Linked DNA regions of Homo sapiens: region 2 is linked to region 1. Evidence: read pairs that join two places in POLR2A ChIA-PET (ENCODE). Cell type or tissue: GM12878. All regions are shown on one strand. Each heading gives the region's core, and the rest is flanking DNA. Links, peaks and the distances in the headings are about the cores only.

Region 1 (8,740 bases), core at 3,670-6,169:
TGTGCCCTGATCGCCCACCCTGGCCACGGAATGAGGAATGAGGGCAGTGGATCGGTAGCCTAGCCTGCCCCTTGCTAAAATCAACTCATTTCCCTTTTACCTACACATTCTGATGTTTGCATGCTTTCTATATGCTTTGAGACTAGAGATTATAGCTTTACATTTGGGGGTTATGCCTTATCCCTTCTTTCCTTTTCTTTCTTTTTTTGACAGAGTCTTGCTCTGTCGCCAGGCTCTGCAGTGGCACGATCTTGGCTCACTGCAACCTCCGCCCCCCGAGTTTAAGCGATTCTCCTGTCTCAGCCTCCCGAGTAGCTGGGACTACAGGTGCATGCCACCACGTCCAGCTAATTTTTGAATTTTTAGTAGAGACAGGGTTTCACCATGTTGGCCAGGATGGTCTCGATCTCTTGACCTCGTGATCCACCTGCCTCAGCCTCCCAAAGTGCTAGGATTACAGGTGTGAGCCACTGCACCCGGCCACCTCATCCCTTTCATTATAGCTCCAGTTAGTGGCAAATCCAAGTGCATTTTCAGTTAGTTGGCTAGCAGGAGGCTCGGCCAATTTTGTTTACTTACTCTGGTTCAGGGCAGAGGAGAGGGTTAGGTTATTTATATTTGAACACTGCAACTATTGGAGTTTGGACGAGGACCAGATGGTCTTTCTTTACTTCCCTTCACGACTACTGTAAACCGTGCGTGGCTAGAATAGCCCACGATGTTCTATTTCATGTAAGAGTCAGTGTCAGATTCTGTTAGATGACAGATGCCGGCGTGGCATCAGAAAAGAGGGGATGCAAGTTGCTCTGTATATTTGGCTCATATTTTATGGAAGGCTGTAAAAGAGTATTGCAAACAGCTACACTTCTCAGGCCTCCCCCAAGTGTGTAGTGAGTTTCTGCAGGATAGACTTCTCTCTCTAGGGTACCATGATAGAGAAGACCACAGAAGTCTGTGACATAGCCCTGAGCTGGAAGCTTTTACAATCTGGTTTGGGAAGCAAAATGCACTCCTGTTCACATCTCATTGCTAAAACGAAATCATATAACAGTAGAGATTTCCTAAAAGCCTACCCTGACTTTACCTTTTATTTTTTTTCCAATTAGAAAGACAAACGGAAAAATTCAAACGTCGACTCTTCATACCTGGAGTCTCTCTATCAATCCTGTCCGAGGGGAGTTGTGCCATTTCAGGCGGGCTCACGGAACTATGAGCTGAGTTTCCAAGGTGGGTTTCTGTGTTTGGCAGTGTTGTGTGTCATTGAAATCCGCCTGCAGTGTACACGTGGGAGTGGGAGCAGAGTGGGTATGCATTGCTATGGCCAGGGTCAAGGTCAAGATTTAGCAAGGCGGTGGAGTGCAAGCTAGTGGCCATCAGAAGACCTGTGTTCTAGAGCTCTGGCTGTGACGAACACTTGCTCTGCCACCCTAGGAGGGGCACCTGGCCTATCTAGGCCCACTTCTCTCAACTGCAAAATCAGGGGCTCAAACTAAGTAGTCTTGGGGGTACTTCCAGCTCTGCCATGCTGTTTCTGATTCTGGGTGGGCAGCTGCCCAGGGAGAGGCAATATTTCAGGTGCTGGTGACTACGGTAGAGGCCTTGGGCTTTTGGGCACCTTCAGAGTTTTAGAAACTTGCTGTTTCTTTTAGGGTTTATCATCTAGGTCAGTAGTTCCATCATCACATTGATTAAAGTACTTTGCCTTCCACCGTGTTTATTGGAGCTACTATAGAAAGGTCTTCTGGTGAGCTGCCGCCAATCTACCTGCTGTGTTTAGTTAGATATCAGGGCAGGAACTGCCCTCCTTCTGAAGGTACCATCCCATTGGGCACCCCCTGCACATGATCAAGTGCTTGCCCTTTCGGGACTTGCAGGTGCTTTGGAAGAGGTAAAGGAGCCTTTCTGAGGTCCCTGAATTCGCAGATGGTACCTGCAGTTGGATCCTGTACCGCTTAGTGGGCCTTAGATGACGTAGCTTTTACAAGGACCATTATACCAAGTATTTGGAAAAACAGTCTGGCAGTACATGTCAAGTGACATTAAAATATGCTAATATGTTTGTCTTTTCATTCCCTTAGGAACCTTTCTTAGGAAATAATTCACTAGAAGAAGGGGGGAGAAAAGCTATAGGCATAAAGTAAGGTGCTTGTTAAGCAGCATGGTGTGACCGAAGAATACTAGACCAAAACCAGTACCTATAGTACTAAAAGTAGGACCAGTCTGTACCAGTGCAGTGGTGACTAAATAAATTAGGGTATTAAATTTCAGTGGCGTATCTGGCACTTGTTAAAGATTTTGATTATGAAAACTAGATAGGAAGAGCAAAATTTGGTGTTGTTAAATGAAAAAGGCAGAACACTTTTTTTTTTTTTTTTTTTTTTTGAGACAGGGTCCCACGCCATCACTCAGGCTAGAGTGCGGTGATGCCATCACGGCTCACTGCAGCCTCAACCTCCCTGGCTCAAGCGATCCTGTCACCTCAGCCTCCCAACTAACTGGGAGTATAGGTTCATGCCACCATGCCCAGCTAATTTAAAAATTTTTTTGTACAGATGGGGATCTCACTTTGTTGCCCAGGCTGATTTTAAACTCCTGAGCTCAAGCGATCCTCCCACCTCAACCTCCCAAAATGCTTCGATTACAGGCATGAGCCATAGTGCTCAGCCAGAACCCCAAATTTATGTTTCTGAAATTTTGTTTATATTTAAAATAGGAAAGTTAAAAAAAACACAAAAATCAATGTGCATGATAATTGCAGCAATGCATGCATGTGGGCCGACTGGAAGATAATAAAGAAAAATTAAAATCTCTTCTATTGGGTGGTAGAATTAAAAATGACTTAAATTAAAAAAATTCTTAGGTGGTATTGTATTGTTTTTATGGTTTAAAAGGGTGGTGGAGAGATGAGAGCCAATAGACTTTGTTCCTGAATCTAGAGCAATTTGTCCAGCTACTTCTGTTTGTTTGGTTCATAGAAACCAGTTCAGAGCAATTTATGGGTTCCTAGTGTTCCAGATGGCTTTTTCTTTTCTTTTCTTTTTCTTTCTTTCTTTCTTTTTTTTTTTTTTTTTTTTTTTTGAGACAGAGTCTCGCTTTGTCACCAGGCTGGAGTGCAAAGGCGCAATCTCGGCTCACTGCAACCTCTGCCTCCCAGGTTCAAGCAATTATCTTGCCTCAGCCTCCCAAGTAGCTGGGACTACAGGTGTGTGCTACCACACCTGGTTAATTTTTTGTATTTTTAGTAGAGATGGGGTTTCACTGTGTTAGCCAGGATGGTCTCAAACTCCTGACCTCGTGATCCACCTGCCTCAGCCTCCCAAAGTGTTGGGATTACAGGCGTGAGCCACTGCACCCGTCCGCCTTTTTCTATTCCTGAACTAGACTGCAAGTGTATTCTGTCATGCATTAAGCTAGTATCTGAGTGCCAGCTGTGTACTGGCTCCTGTTGTGGGTGCTGGGATACAGTGATGAAGTTGCTCTTCGAGCCTGTATTCAAAAGGGTGGTGAGAGACAATGGTCAAGTAAACAAGTCAGGCCATTTCAGAAAGTGGTAACAGTTACTGAGAAAATGAAACGGTGGAGAAAATGAAACAGTGCAAGGAAGCAGCCAGAAAATGGAGGAGTCAGTGGGACAGCACTTACTTTTATAGACCAGCCTCTGCCTGTGGGAAGGAGGGCGCTCCAGGAGGAGGAAGAACTAAGGCTAAGGCTGGAAGGTACAGACCAGCTTGAAGTTTCACAGAACAGGTAGATGGTCTGTAAGAGATGAGAGCAGTGATAGAAACTTGGATATTTTATTAGGCGGAGGTCCCGGGAAGATTTTGAGCAGTGTTGTGGCATGATCTGATTTGCTTTGTGTGTGTGTGTGTGTGTGTGTGGTTTATGTTTGTTTCATATTTTAAGAGTGCAGTTGGATGAGTATTGACAAATGCGTGTAACCACCACCCTAAGCAGGATATAGAACATTTCCATCAATCCCGAAAGTTTCCTTATGTCTCTTTGCAATCAGTTTCCCCAGCAACACCACATACACCTCACTTTATCCCCATCACAGGCTATTGCTGATTTGCTTTCTGTCCCTGTTTTACCTGTTCTAGAATTTGATATTAATAAACGCTTGCAGTAGGCACATTGCATGTGGCTGACTTCTTTCACTCTGGAATAATGTTTTTTAGACTCAACCGCGTTGTTGCATGTATAGTAGTTGTTCCTCTTTTATCACTGAGGAATAAGTAATAAGTTATTGTAAGGCTATTCCATAGTTTATTTGTTTACCAGCTGATGGACACTTAGGTTATTTCTCCTTTTTGGTTATCATAATAACGCTGCTGTGAGCATTCACGTGCACATCTTTGTGTGGATACAGGTTTTCATTTCTCTTGGGTAAATACCCAGAAATGGGATTGCTAAATCACATAGGAGTGCATATTTAACTGTATAAGAAACCACCAAACTGTTTTCCAACGTGGTGGTTTCATTTTACACTCTCACTAGCAATGTATTATGACTTACTTTCTGAAGGGTTCACTCTGGTTACAGTTTGGACTGAGGTTTACGGCATGAATTGAAAATGATATTTCACACTTGATGTAGAAAAGAACCCTTCAAGACAGCTACCAGATTCCAACCCGTAATCACTGATGTCTGGTGTAGGGAAGCTTGAAAGGATGGTGTCTTGTTATTTGGCTGCCCCAGCTCTCCTCTTTTACCATCCAACTTGGATTTAAAGATGAGATTAATTCCTGAATATTCATTCACTCCTTTGCTTTGAGCCTTCTACTAATGGCAGTGAAGGATACAAGTCTTTTACTGTGAGCAATTCTCATCCCAAAGGATTTTCTCTATTCGTATACATACAGGTCAGTCTTGAATATTTGCCGTGTAAATAGCCTCTGCAAAATAACAAGAAGTCATTTTCTAGGGCTGATCTTGATTCTCACTGCTTTTATTTTTTTTTCTGTCCAAAGGGATGATTCAGACAAACATAGCTTCCAAAACTCAAAAGGATGTCATCAGAAGACCAACATTTGTGCCTCAGTGGTATGTGCAGCAGATGAAGAGAGGGCCAGAGTAAGTGTTCTGAAGCAGCTGTTTGCTGACAGATGCTTGAGATGTTCATGCCCTGGGCTCATCAAGTCACTCGTGAATCTGGAGCCTGTTTTCCTGAAAAGTTCCTGTTTGCATTACTCTGCAGTTTCCATTTGCATTATCGATGAGTAAGATGCTTGTTAAGCAGCATGGTGTGACTGAAAGGATACTAGATCGGAAAATGAATTTTCTTTCTGAAAGGGAAGTCTGAGCGAGTCTCCTAAATACTCTGGGCTTTAGCTTCTCCAGCTGTGAAGAGCTGGATTGATGCAGTACACCTAAGGAATAATCATATATACTGGGTTTTTGTTTTGCTGTGGATTCTTTTTTTTTTTTTTTTTTTTAGAGGGGGTCTCACTTTGTTGCCCAGGCTGGTCTTGAACTCCTGAGCTCAAGTGATCCTCCTACCTCAGTCTCCCAAAGTGCTGGGATTACAGGCATGAGCCACCGTGCCTGGCTTTGCTGTGGATTCTTTTGGGTGTCTTTTGTTTTCCTACACGATTTATAGAGGATGAGGGGCGGAGAAAGAGATAGAAAAAAGGGATGAGCTAGCTGTTAGAGCAAGGGTTTTGGTGAGAGATAATATTGATTGAAGGGATTTTAAAGGAAATGTTGCTGTGGGGGATTCATTGTAACTCTCCTTGTGAACTGCTCAGTAAACTCTACATTGTTCATGAACATTTTTGGAGTTGGATATTTTTTTTCTGGGTGATGTGTGATTACATAAAACAGGCTTCAAGAGAAGTATAAAATCAAGGTGTTCTAACTAGGTTCTTTTGGTTGTAAGAATTCAAGCTATTTGATGAAAAAGGAAGTTACTAAAAAGATAAATAACTATGAAGTCATATGGAAAACAACTCGCAAGAATCTAAGAATGGAAACTGAGCTATATCAGGGCCTCAGGAAGGGGAGTTGCTTCCTATTCTGCTTTAGAACTGCAGCAGCCTAGAGTCAAAGATTCTTTCTTGGGACCAGGTTAACAGCCTGGATGCTGGATCTAGCTCACCTAGGTTCAAATTCCACCTTGCCACCCATTAGCTGTGTGGATTTGGACAAATGAATCACTCTGTATATCCTCATCTGTAAAATGGGCTTAATAATAATACCTTCCTCACGGTTGCTTGGGTAACACATTCCGAACACTGATCAGGTGTTCAGAAAATGTTAACTGCTCTGGTTATTATTATTTTTATTCCCCTGCTATTAATAGACTTAGTAACTATATATATAATTAAGTTGACTTAATTCTAATTCATAATTCCAACCTGCATATCTCTTCAGCCTTATCTTCTGCCACTAACTGCCTAATTTTCTCTGAATTTCTCAAGTTGATTTCCCAAGAATTAGAATCTGATTGGTGTAGCTATCTAAAGTCCCTTTCAGTAAATTTTTTTTTTTTTTTTGACAGAGTCTTACTCTGTCACCCAGGTTGGAGTGTAGTGGCACAATTTCGGCTCACTGCAACCTCTGCCTCCCTGGTTGAAGTGATTCTCCTGCCTCAGCCTCCTGAGTAGCTGGGACTACAGGCACATGGCACTATGCTCAGCTAATTTTTGTATTTTTAATAGAGACAGGGTTTCACCGTGAGGGCCAGGCTGGTCTCGAACTCTTGACCTCAGGTGATCCACCTGCCTCAGCCTCCCAAAGTGCTGGGATGACAGGCATGAGCCACTGCACTTGGCCCCTTCCTGTAGTTTAAATATTCAAATTAATAAAGTAAAAAGAATATTTCAGGGTTTAGGGAAGAGAGGAGTAAATCTCATGCCCTCACGGGAGCTTACATTCTGGTGGATGAGGCAATAACTATTTCAGTTCCTGACAAATGTTAGGTGGGGGAAAAAGGCAGAGTAGGAGGATGGGGAGGGGCTGTTCACATTCAGCCAATGAATGAGATCATCAGAGCTGCTTTCCATTCGTTACAATCGTTACAATCGTTCTGGCAGGATGTCTTCACAAAAGTGTGTTGGAACTGTCTTTCCTTAAAGCAACAAAACTGCATTTTTTTTTTTAAAGTTCCGGTAATTTTGATTTTTTAACAATTCAGATACTCCCAGTTAGTCTCAACTAGTGAGACCATGCTTTATGGCCCTTCCAGACAGCAGGAACTGTGGAAAGCATAGTAAACCTTGACGCCAAGCTGGATGGTTCTTTCTGTGCACATGTATTTCTAGGGGAAAAAATTGCTTTGTGGCATTTCCAGATAGCTCCTGTAGTCAGCCATTGTCGATCTCAAGAACTTCCATATGTCAGAGTTGCTTCGTGCTTTTCCATTTGCTCTTCCCCTCTCCAGGAATACTCCTTCCCGTCATTCACATGAATACAGCACCCCTCACGATTTAGCTGGAATGCCACTTTCCCATACTATAACATTCCTTGTGATTCTCCTCCAATTCTCCAACACTCGAGATTCCCTTATAGTACTTACCCACTTCTACCTTGTAATACAGTTACTTATGTAAATGTCTCTAGCACAACCTTCCCTCCTCCTCCCTTCCCCCTCCCTCCCCACCAACCTCAATTATCAGCTCCTCAGAGCTCTTGAAATATTTTGGTGTTTTTTTGTGGGGGGGGGGGGGGTTGGGGGTTAGGTTGCTGGGGTGCAGTGGCGCAATCACAGCTCACTGCAGCCTCAACCTCTCGGACTCGGGTGATCCTCCCACTGCAGTCACCCAAGTAACTAGGACTATGGGTGCACACCGCTACACCTGACTAATTTTTTTATTTTTTAATAGAGACACGGTTTCTCCAGGTTGCCCAGGCTGTCTTGGAATAGTTTGTATAATGCATGGCACATAGTGATAATAAACAGCCACATGAATAAAAAAAATAAATTAGAAAAACATGTTAGTGGGGGAGGGTGGGGGGTGGGTCATGCAGAGAACCAAATTTAATCCTGCTCTCACTAGCCCAAGGAGACACACTTGCTGTAGGATAGAATAAGGGCTGGGGTACTATCCTGAACTACAGTGGGACATAGAAGTGAACTACGGCACACGTCACTGTTCATGGGCATCTTACAACATATTCATTCAGTCTATCCCATGTTATACAAATCCAGAATGGAAACCTGACCTTAAAATAGAGATAAACTGGGGCCAATCTTTCTCATTCTAATGAGTCACCTTCTTCTTTAAAGAGTTTTTTCCTTCAAGCATTTATTTTTTAAAATGTAATTGTTGGCCGGGCGCGGTGGCTCACGTCTGTAATCCCAGCACTGTGGGAGGCTGAGGTGGGCGGATCACGAGGTCAGGAGATCGAGACCATCCTGGCTAACACGGTGAAACCCCATCTCTACTAAAAATAACAAAAAAATTAGCCGGGCGTGGTGGCGGGCGCCTGTAGTCCCAGCTACTCGGGAGGCTGAGGCAGGAGAATGGCGTGAACCCGGGAGGCGGAGCTTGCAGTGAGCCGAGATCGCGCCACTGCACTCCAGCCTGGGCAACAGAGGGAGACTCCGTCTCAAAAAAAAAAAAAAAAAAAAAAAATGTAATTGTTTTGATCATGGAAAATTTCAAACATAAAGTACAAAGAATTGATAATAAACCCCTGAGTACCTATCATCCAACTTAAACACTGTCAATATTTTACTATCTTTGTAACGTATTTGTAGTAGTGGTAACAATATTGTTACTACCATCACCTCTAAATTTTT
Region 2 (5,574 bases), core at 146-2,645, 96 kb before region 1:
AAAGTGCTGGGATTACAGACGTGAGCCACCATGTCCAGCCTAAAGTTGATTTAACAATAGAAAATACTTCAAATAATTTGCCACAAGAATAAAGGAAAATGATATGACCGTCTTAATAGATGAAGAATACAACATGCTATACTTCAACATCTGATCCTTATAAAACCTCTTAGCAAACTAACACTACAAGGGAAGTTCCTTAATCTGATAAAGGATATCTTTAAAAATCTACATTAAACATCATACTTAATGATGAAATGCCATTTCTTAATGATGAAATATCATCAAAAGCTTTTCCTTTGAGATAAAAAACCTTACAAGGATATTTCTTTTTTTACTTTGTTGGTTTTTTTTTTTTGAGATGGCGTCTAGCTCTGTCGCCCAGGCTGGAGTGCAGTGGCGCAATCTTGGCTCACTGCAACCTCTGCCTCCCAGGTTCAAGCGATTCTCCTGCCTCAGCCTCCCAAGTAGCTGGGATTACAGGTGCATGCCACCATGCCTGGCTAATTTTTGTATTTTTAGTAGAGATGGGATTTCACCATGTTGGCCAGGCTGGTGTGGAACTCCTGACCTCAAGTGATCTGCCTGCCTCTGCTTCCCAAAGTGCTGGGATTACAGGCATGAGCCACTGTGCCTGGCCGGGTAGGTATGATTTCTTAGATTCTGTTGCATACTCCTCATGCTTTGGCAACCCACCACCACACCCCCCACTGTCCCTGTCACCCCACTGCAATCACTTGGTGAGTAAATGAATGACTAGATATCTTACTTCACTGATTATATATATAGAAAAACATCAATATACAGAGATACATTAAGATAGCTAGAAGCAAATCTAACAAAACACATAAAAAGACCAATACAAAGGCAAAGCATGGTGGCTTATGCCTGTAATCTCACTGTTTTGGGAAGCCAAGGCAGGCGGATCGCTTGAGCCCAGGAGTTCAAGACCAACCTTAGCAATGTAGTGAGACCTGTCTCTATTTAAAAAGTTTAAAAAATTAGTTGGACACAGTGGCATACACCTGTAGTCCCAGCTACTTGGGAGGCTGAGGCACAAAGATCACTCAAACATGGAAGGCAGAGGTTATAGTAAGCCATGATCCAGCCACTGCACTCCATCTAGGCTGGGTGAAAGAGCCAGAGCTTGTCTAAAAAAAAAAAAAAAAAAAAAAATCCAATACAAAAAAAAGCACAAAACCTGACTAAAAGAACTTAAAGGTCTGGCCGGGCACGGTGGCTCACACCTGTAATCCCAGCACTTTGGGAGGCCCAGGCAGGTGGATCACCTGAGGTCAGGAGTTCAAGACCAGCCTGGCTAACATGGTAAAACCCCATCTCTACTAAAAATCCAAAGATTAGCAGGGTGTGGTGGCGGATGTCTGTAATCCCAGCTACTCAGGAGGCTGAGGCAGGAGAATCGCTGGAACCCAAGAGGTGGAGGTTGCAGTGAGGCAAGATCACGCCACTGCACTCCAGCCTGGGCAACAAGAGCAAAACTTCGTCTCAAAAAAAAAAAAAAAAAAAAAAAAGAAATTAAAGATCTAAATAAATGGAGAAAGATACCATATTCATGGTTTTAAAGACTTAATTTAAAACTATCAATTATCTCCCAACTCATCCATGGATTCAAAGCAATACAATTAAAATCCTGACAGGTTTGTTTTTGTGTTTGGATTTGGCAGGCTTGTTTTAGAATTCATACTGAAAGATAAAGAGCCAAGAATAGCCAAGACACCCTTGAAGAACACTAACAAGATGGCAAAACTTGCTAGACCCACTACATGTGAAACTTGATTACAAATCTGTAGTAATTAAGGCCGTATGGCATTGAGGGCAAGGATACACAAATGGATCAACAGAATACAGAGTTCAGAAGCAGACATATCTAAACACTGGAATTATTTTCCAAAGGTGGCGGAATAGTAGGAAAAGACTGATCTTTTCAATAAATGGTCTGAAACAATGAGTTATTCTCATGGAAAAAAAAATAAAATTTGACCTCTGCTTCAGTCTACACAAAAATCAATTCCATGTAGAATATGGACTTAAATATAAAAGAAAATCAGGAAATAAACAACATACCCTAAATAACAAATGGGCCAAAGAAACCAAAAACAAAATTAGAAAATACTTTGAGATAAATGAAAGATACAATATAACAAAACTTACGGGATGCAGTTAAAACATTTCTTAGAGGAAATTTTATAGTTGTAAATGCCTATATTTAAAAAAGAAAATAAGAAAGACCACAAATTAATAACCTAACTGTAAAAAAAAAAGAGAAAACTAAACATAAAGCAAACAGAGGAAGGGAAAAATAAAGATTAGAGCAGAAATCAATTAAACAGACAAGAGAATGGAGAAAATCAATGAAACCAGAAGCCGGTTCCTTGAAAAGATTAAGAAAACTTATAGCTAGACTGACCAAGAAAAAAACAACAAACTCAATTTACTAGAATCAGAAATGAAAGAAGGCAATACTACTGACCTTAGAGAAATAAAAAGGATTACAGAGGAATACTGTGAACAATTATAGGCCAATATATTAGATAATTTAAGTGAAAGGGACAAATTCCTAGAAAGACATAAACTATCAGAACTGACTCAAGAAGAAATACTATTAATAGACATACAACATGGATGGATGTGCACAGATTGAAAGACTTAATGTCATTAAGATAGCATTAACCCCCAAACTGATCTTTAGAGTCAATGCAATCCCTAAATAAATTGGATTAATGATTTAAAAACTACAATGAAATAAAAAGCCCAGGCCCAGATGGCTTCACTGCTTAAAATCATACCACTTAAAGAAGAGTTAATACCAGCTCTTCATAAACTCTTTCAAAACACAGAAGACGGAACTTTTCCCCTTATACTATGTGGCTAGTATTACCCCAATACCAAAACCAAAAAAAAATTACAAGAGAAGAAAATGACCAATATATTTTTTGAATATGGACACAAAATCCTCCAAAAAATTCTTAGCAAATGGAATCCTGTAATGTATTAAAAAGATTATTCACGATGACCAAGTGAGATTTATTCCAGGAATACAAGGGTGGTTTAACATTCAAAAATCAATTAATATACCATATCAATAGAATAAAACCCAAAAACTAAATGATCATCTCCATAGCTAATAGAAAAAGCAGTTCCATTAACATCCTTTCATGATAAAAAACATTTGGAAGTTCCCCCACCTGGAAAGAACATTTACAAAAAACCCACAACAAACATCATTCTTAACAGTGAAATACTGGATGCTTTCCACCTACGATCAGGAACAAGACAAGGATATCTGCTCTCAGCACTTCTATTCAACATTGTACTGAAGGTTCTAGCCAGGGCAGTTAGACAAGAAAAAGGAAGAAGAGGTATCCAGACTGGAAAGGTAGTAGCAAAACTATCCTGATTCACAAACATAATCTTATATATAGAAAATCCTCCCCAAAATCTGCAAGAAAGCCAATAAATGAGTTCAGCAAGGTTTCAGGATACAATCAATACAAAAATCAGTAGTACTTCTATTCTCTTGCAATGAACAATTCAAAAATGAAATTAAGGGAACAAGTTAATTTACAATAGCATCAAAAATAATAAAGTACTTAGTAATAAATTTATCAAAAGAAATGTAAAACTTGCCCCATAAAAACCACCAAATATTGCTGAAATTTAAAAACACCTAAATAAATGGAAAAACATTCCATGTGAATGGATTTAAAGACTTAATGTTATTAAGATAGCATTAATCCCAAAACTGATCTTTAATGCAATCCCTATCAGAATCCAATCTGGGTTCTCTGTAGGAATTGATAAGCTGATTCTAAAATTCATATTGAATTGCAACAGATCAGAGTAACCAAAACAATCTGGGAAAACAAACAACAAATTAGGAGGCCGCATACTTCCTGATTTCAAAACTTGCTCTAAGTAAGGAAGATAGTGTGGTATTAATGTAAGGATACACATATAGACCAATGGAAGAGAACTGAGTCCAGAAGAAATGAATCCATTTGTCTATGATAAACTGATTTTCAACAAGAGTGCCAAGACCATTCAAAGGGTGAAAGAATAGTCTCTTCAACAAATGGTGCTGGAATAACTGGATATTTACAAGCAAAAGAATAAAGTTGGACTTTTACCTCATGCCATTTACAAATGTTAATTCAAAATGGATCAAAGACCTAAAAGCTAAGATTATAAAACTCTTAGTGGAAAACACAGGGGAAAATCTTCATGACTCTGGACTTGGCAATGGAATCTTAAATATAACCCCAAAAGTACAAGAAACAAAAGGCAAAAAAAAAAAAAAGGATAACTTTGACTTCATCAAAATTAAAAACTTTCGTGCTTCAAAAAAAATACTATTAAGAAAATGAAAAAATCTATAGGATAGGAGAAAGCATTTGCAATTTGTGTATCTGATAAGGGACTGAACCTAGAATATATGGGAACATGTGAAACTCAATAATAAAAAGACAAATAACTTATTTAAAAAATGGGCAAAGAACTTAAATAGACATTTCTACAAAAAAGATATGCAAATGGCCAACAAGCACATGAAACAATGCTCAACATCATTAGTCATCAGGGAAATGCAAATAGAAACCACAAGATTCCACTTCACACCACTAGAATGGCTAGAGTCAAAAAGTCAGATGATAACAACTGTTGGCAAGAACGCAAAGAAATCAAAACGCTTATATACTGCTGATGGGAATGTAAAATAGTGCAGTTTCTTTGGAACAGTCTGGCAGTTCCCCAGACAATTACATATACAGTTACCATATGACCCTGTGATTCCACTCCTAGGTATAAACCTGAGAGAATTGAAAACATACATACAAACAAAAACTTACACAAAAAGTATAATGTTTATAGAAGCAGCATTCGTAACAGGCAAGAGGTGGAAACAACACAAGTGTCTATCAACTGATGAATGGAAAAAACTAAAAGAGGTATATTCATAAAACGAAATATTATTTGGTCATAAAAATGAATAAAATACTGATAGATGCTACAACATGATGAACCTTGTAAACACTATGCTAAGTAAAAGATGCCGATCATAAAGACCAAATATTATATGATTCCATATATATATGAAATATCCAGAGCAGGCAAATATATAATGACAAAGTACATTAGTGGTTGCTCAGGGCTGGGGGAATGGGGCAATAGGGGTTGATAGCTGAAGAGTATGACTTTTTTTTTTTTTTGAGACGGAGTATCGGTCACCCAGGCTGGAGTGCATTGGTGCAATCTCAGCTCACTGCAACCTCCGCCTCCCAGATTCAAGTGATTCTCGTGCCTCAACTTCCTGTGTAGCTGGGATGACAGGCATGCGCCATCACGTCCGGTTAATTTTTATATTTTTAGTAGAGACAGGGTTTCACCATGTTGGCCAGGCTGGTCTCTAACTCCTGACCTTGTGATCCGCCTGCCTCGGACTTCTAAAATGTTGGGATTACAGGTGTGAGCCACTGCGCCCGGCCATTTCTTTTTTTTTTTTTTCCGGAGACGGAGTCTTGCTCCGTTGCTCGGGCTGGAGTGCAGTGGCGCAATCTC

Evidence for each region. Peaks named below come from ENCODE experiments on the same cell type or tissue, not always from the same donor. Only the 100,000 strongest peaks of a DNase experiment are listed, where the experiment ranks them.
Region 2: POLR2A ChIA-PET joins it to region 1 with 5 read pairs; 2 of 35 experiments call an interaction of 5 or more read pairs at or near these places.

What each region holds. Positions count from the first base shown.
Region 1 is chr7:139,057,366-139,066,105 of GRCh38, reverse strand. It overlaps ZC3HAV1 (zinc finger CCCH-type containing, antiviral 1), which reads left to right. Exons shown (of 13, transcript NM_020119.4): 8 at 1,107-1,227; 9 at 4,968-5,070. Among named protein-coding and RNA genes, the nearest start is that of MIR10399, 18 kb to the right of the region's middle. In GM12878, for the core only: no CTCF peak of the experiment used is centred there; no DNase peak of the experiment used is centred there; H3K27ac peaks cover 192 bases.
Region 2 is chr7:139,153,098-139,158,671 of GRCh38, reverse strand. All of the region lies in intron 7 of IFT56 (intraflagellar transport 56), which reads right to left. Among named protein-coding and RNA genes, the nearest start is that of IFT56, 22 kb to the right of the region's middle. In GM12878, for the core only: no CTCF peak of the experiment used is centred there; no DNase peak of the experiment used is centred there.